Linked DNA regions of Homo sapiens: region 2 is linked to region 1. A link is a contact called in ENCODE Hi-C or POLR2A ChIA-PET data. All regions are on one chromosome and are shown on one strand. Each heading gives the region's core, a stretch centred on a gene start or an enhancer-like site at or near the end of the contact. The rest is flanking DNA. Distances are from core to core; before and after follow the strand shown.

What was found. A loop is a pair of places that touch in the nucleus more often than their neighbours do. ChIA-PET counts read pairs that join two places held with the same protein, here RNA polymerase II (POLR2A). Pooled maps may share reads with other maps.
Region 2: a loop to region 1 is called in a map of PC-9, with 4 times the contacts of the local background. The contact joins two enhancer-like sites. A Hi-C loop is called at or near these places in 5 of 168 maps with a recorded cell type or tissue (K562, PC-9, gastrocnemius medialis and 1 more), 7 of 37 single-sample maps with no recorded cell type and 12 of 50 pooled maps. POLR2A ChIA-PET finds 5 or more read pairs at or near these places in 3 of 52 experiments (K562, activated naive CD4-positive, alpha-beta T cell and activated naive CD8-positive, alpha-beta T cell).

Annotation. Positions count from the first base shown.
Region 1 is chr6:37,319,415-37,322,144 of GRCh38, forward strand. All of the region lies in intron 12 of TBC1D22B (TBC1 domain family member 22B), which reads left to right. Among named protein-coding and RNA genes, the nearest start is that of RNF8, 33 kb to the right of the region's middle. Within about 2 kb of position 1,346, at least 5 of the 41 ENCODE cell types and tissues checked have a DNase peak (open chromatin) inside an H3K27ac peak, as active enhancers do.
Region 2 is chr6:37,206,797-37,209,496 of GRCh38, forward strand. No RefSeq gene overlaps it. Among named protein-coding and RNA genes, the nearest start is that of PIM1, 38 kb to the left of the region's middle. Within about 2 kb of position 1,380, at least 5 of the 41 ENCODE cell types and tissues checked have a DNase peak (open chromatin) inside an H3K27ac peak, as active enhancers do.

The DNA of each region.
Region 1 (2,730 bases), core at 96-2,595:
TCCCAGATCAGCTCAGGGAGGTGCAGATGATTCCTGGAATGGCTTTTAGCAGTTCACAATATCGGCAGAACAGAGGACAATACTCTGTGACTTTACAGCTATGTTAATCCTAGAGATATTCTTTACTGGGTAGCATTTTCAATTATCTGGTAGGTCTGAGGCCTTTTGGCAATACCCAACAGAACAGCATTGGAGGCTATTGTCTGCTGCTGTATTAACACCTCGATTAATCCTGTTTGTGGAAGAGTCTCACATCTTTCTTTTAGACAAAATAGAATGGGCGATTAAACTGGATAAGGTGAAAAGTTCCTCCCACCTCCATAGTTCTAAAATTCTATGAATGATAAAAGAAGAAAATGTGCCTGGGTGTTAGGCTAGACAGGCAGTGTCCTTTAGGAGACAGAATCATGGCAGAGGTGTGAGGAACAAGGGCACAAAGCATTGTGTAAGGTTGTGAACTGTTGGGTGTGACTTTTGCAGAGAAAGTAGGCACATGTATCCTAACTGCTGAAGGGCTGCTTGTAGTGAAATCACTGTGAAGGAAGCTCTGTAGATGAATACAGGTATTGTAAAAAACCAAACATGTCCAGCCTAGGAGAGAAGTTTTAGGGCTAAAAGCCACGTTAAGTGACTCAGAGAAAAACCAGCTGAAGTGGTTACAGAAATAAAAGTGGTAGTTGCAGCAGTTTTAGCAGACCAGCAAACTGGTTACACTTGAAGAACAGGGAAAAAGAGCCAGATATAAAGGGAGCCAGTAAGGGGTTCAGAGAGGAAGCAGATATCTTCCTGTCAAGGTTAGGGACTGTGCAGAGTAGTACAGTGGTTAAACCATGGTCTTTGGAGCCAGACTGCCTGGGGTCGGATCCCAGCTCTCACACTTTCCTAAACATGCAGCTGTAAGTAAGTAACTTGTTTCTCTGTGCCTCCGTTTTCTTATCTATAAATGGGGCAATAGTACCTACCTCCTTGGGCTATGATGAGAATAAAGAAACAAATACATGTGAGACAGTTAGAATAGTGTACTTGATATATAGACCTCGAAACAGTGAGCTTATTATCATTAATATTAATACTTCCTTTAGTGTATTCACGAGTCCTGGAAGCAATGAGGCGAGCTTTAAAAACCCACTTTTCTAATTAAGTGGTTTTTAACATAATGAGTAAACCATACAAGGTTCATACTGAGGGAAACTGGTTTGGAGAGGAGGCATCAGAGTACACAGGGGCAAAGGGCTGGGTCCCAGCTGCGACAAAAGCCCCCAGCAGGAAGGGTGCGTGCTTCTCCCTGGCCAAGCAGTTGTCTAGGGCCGCTGCCTGGCAGAGAGGACCAAAAACTGACAAAGGAGATCACACTGAGAGGTTTCCTTCCTGAGACCGCTGGGCAAAGGAGCCTGAGGCACATTTGCACATAGTACTCTGGGAGCAGAATGGCTGGATCCTCCGGGCCCGTGGCAGCTTGAAATGCGAGCTGCCAGCAGAGCTGGGCCAAAGCCTCTTTTGTGGTAGGTGGGGACTCTTGACAATTCCTGCCCTCAGCCTGGGCTAGTGTAATAGAATCATAATAATATGTTAGGTTGAATCATATGCAGTTGTTTTTGTAGATTAAAATGGTTGAATATTGGCAATTTCGTGAGGCTCAATCTAATAGCAGCTAATTCTTAGCACTTTGAATATACAGGCACTATTCTAAATGTTTTCCTGTGTTAATTCATTTCATCCTTGCAACAATCCTACAAGGTAGGCTATAATACCCCATTTTACAAATGGGGAAACTGTCATAGCAAGATTTTTTTTTTTTAAGTAACCAGGCCAAGGTCACCTGAGTGAGTGATAGAGGCCTGGAATCCACTCTCTGAACCACTGTGCTTTGCTGCCTGTCAGTCCCAGGCCTGCCAGATGCTTCCTGGAGCTCTTGAGCTAAACTTACATGGTGGCTGTTCCCAGGCAAGGATCTGCTTAGGTTTCCACCTCCCTCAAGATTTCTTCTTCCCCATCTCTCCCCCTACATTGGAGGTTGCTAGCAGGCTTTCTTCTCACAAAGAAACATTTAGCAACAACAACAAAAACTTGTTGTTTTAAAACTGAAAAAGAATTCCTCCCAGGGTCTTCCTTGTGACCTCCTCCTATTCTGGCTTCTGGGTTTTTCTCCTTCCACTGCCAGAAAGATCTGTGATCTCCTGCTGCCCTTTCATGCTCTCCCTCCAAGTGGCCTGAAATCACCTAACACACATCCCTGGGGAAAGCAGAGGCTCTAATGCTCCAGGGTGGACTGCAGCAGGGAGCCCCCAGGGCTGGTGCAGGTTATGGGTGAAGAGCAGCTCTGGGCCTGTCTGTGGAGTCCTAGAGCCTGCTTGGGCCCTTGTGGAGCTCTCAGGCTTCTGTTAGATCAGTGGCTGGGGAGGCCGTGTTGACTGGGGAGGAGCATGAGTCTCTGAGACACAAGAAGTGTTCTCTGTTTTCATCTGGGTGGTGGTTAATTGGGTGTGTACTTATGTAAAAAGTCATCAACCTGCATGCTTAAGATTTATGTCATGAGTCCACCCTCAAAAGGTTGGGAGGAAAGTAAATGGTGGAGACAATGTAAGAGCGCTCGAACCTACCTACCAAATAGACAAATAGATGTTTTCTACCCATTTTGATGTGGGTCATTTTTACATAATCACAATTCATTACCACCATGTACAGTTGTGTACTACTAAGGAAGTGAATGGAGCTTCTGTTACCCAGCAG
Region 2 (2,700 bases), core at 130-2,629, 110 kb before region 1:
AAGGCCCCCTCCTGCGGCCCCCAGTGCTTCCTCTAGCACCTATCGTCCTGGGTCCAGATAGCCTAAGTGGCTTGGCCCCTCGCTAGGCTGGGAGCCCCTTGGAATGTGGGCTGTGTCTTGCTTCCCCAGGTATTCCTCAATTCCTAATTCACGGTCTGCAACACAGTAATAAACTGTATGAAGAAAAGTAGGACGGAAGGCTGGGGGATCTTCACGGACTGAAAGTGTCAGGGGTGGGTGACAGCCCTTAAGAGTGTTGCTCTTCCCGGGGACACCTGCACTGTTAGAAAGACTTGTTTTCCACTTGGTGAGATGGAGCTGGGAGATGAGGTGGTGATTCTAGTGGCAGCAGTTGGTGTAAGGGAACAGGACTGGGAAAGGAGGAAAGGAATAAGGGGCTGAAATCGTATCCTTTGTCGGTATTTTCCTACCTGTGTCTAGATTCTTCACCAGAGACTGCAGAATTGAATGAGAGAAGAAAGGAGTAGGAACAGGAGGCTGAAAGAACAGTAATAATTTGCCTCTCATAGGCCGGGCGTGGCGACTCATGCCTGTAATCTCAACACTTTGGGCAGATCACCTGAGGTCAGGAGTTCAAGACCAGCCTGGCCAACTTGGTGAAACCCCATCTCTACTAAAAATACAAAAATTAGCCCAGAGTGGTGGTGGGCACCTGTAGTCCCAGCTACTCAGGTGGATGAGGTAGGAGAATCGCTTGAACTCAGGAGGCGGAGGTTGCACTAAGCCACAATGGTGCCACTGCACTTCAGCCTGGGCGACAGAGACTCTGTCTCCAAAACAAAAACAAAACTGAGAGTCTATGTCCATTCATTCCACAAATCTTTATCAAGCACCTGCTACATGCTGGGCATTGAACTAGGTGCTGGGAAAACATCAGTGAAGTAAATATGGTGCCCACATTTTTGGAGGGTGGTGGGAGAGGCAACTGTATAGAGTAAGTCAGGTGATAGTACATGTTATGAAGAAATGTAGCACAGTAAGTGGGAAAGAGACACATGGGATGGTAGGGAGGGGCTGTTTCACACCCATTGGTAGGGAAGGCCTCTCTGATGCCTTCTGAGCAAGAAAGGAAGCTGGTGAATAGCTGGAGTAAGAATATTCTAGGCGGAAGGCACAGTGAGTGCAAAGGCCCCGAGGCTGGAGTGTGCTGTCTGTGTTAGGGTGAACGAAAGGAAGACAGCATGGCTGCAGCAGAGGGAGGCGGAGAGAACAAAATGGTTAGAAAGCAGATCAGAGGGTGACAAGGGACTGGGTTATTTAGCAGCTGGCATGCCGTGGTAAAGACTTGGGATTTCTACCCTGAGTGTGGTGGGGAGCCCTGGCAGGTGAGGACCGGAGTAGAGGAGGGACTTGATCTGACTCAGGTTTCAACAGGAGCCCTCTGGTGGCTGGGCGGAGAACTGACTGTAAAGGGAACACAGTGGCATGGGGAGGCCAGTCAGGAACTGCTACTGCAATAGCCTGGGCAAGAGATGGTGATGGCCTGGGCCAGGGAGGTGGCAGGGGAGGTTATATGAAGTGGTTGGATATGGATCTATATTGAAGGGTGGGCTGATGGGGAGTGGTGAGGAGTTAGATTCAGGCTGAGAGAAAGAGAGGACCTAAGGATGCCTGCTGGGTCTTTAACTTGAGCAATGGAAGGGTAGAGGTGGCAAAGACTGGGGGTTAGGGCAAGGTATACGGGAGAAAATCAGGAGTGTGGATTGGGATACACTCCCCAATTTTTATTTATTTATTTATTTATTTATTTATTTATTTGAGATGGAGTTTTGCTCTTGTTGCCCAGGCTGCAGTATAGTGGCGCGATCTCAGCTCACTGCAACCTCCACCTCCCAGGTTCAAGCAATTCTCCTGCCTCAGCCTCCTGAGTAACTGGGATTACAGGCACCTGCTACCATGCCCGGTTAATTTTTGTATTTTTAGTAGAGAGGAGGTTTCACCATGTTGGCCAGACTGGTCTTGAACTCCTGACCTCAGGTGATCCACCCGCCTCAGCCTCCCAAAGTGCTGTCATTACAGGCGTGAGCTACCATGCCCGGCTACATTCCCACATTTTAAGAAAATTAAAAAAAAAAATTTTTTTACATCAGTTGGATGCGGTGGCACACCTGTATTCCCAGCTACTCAGGAGGCTGAGGTGGGAGGATCGCTTGAGCCTGGAAGTTCAAGGCTCCAGTGAGCTATGATTGCACGACTGCATTCCAGCCTGGGTGACAGAGTGCAACCCTGTCTCTAAAAATCAAATAAAAGTAGAGACATCCTGAGTGAGACCCTGAGAGAATCTGAGTCAGAGAACCAGGTGAGCTGTGTCTGGACTCCTGACCGCAGAAACTAAGACAGAATAAATGTACTGTCTTAAGCTGCTAATTTTGGGGTAATTTGTTATGCAGTAATAGATAACTAGTACATGTCACATCTCTACAAAAATGTCTCTACAACAGTAACCACCCCAAAACATATCCTGACTGGGTATGGTGGCTCATGCCTATAATCTCAGCACTCTGGGAAGCCAAGGTGGGAGGATAGCCTGAGGCCAGGAGTTCAAGACCAGCCTGGGCAACATAGGGAGACCCCATATTGTATTTAAAAAAAAAAAAAAGAGTTGTGTAGGGGAGGATCTGCTTCCAAGCTCCCTCATGGGGCTGTTGGTAGGATTCCGTTCCTCACGGGCTCTTGGTT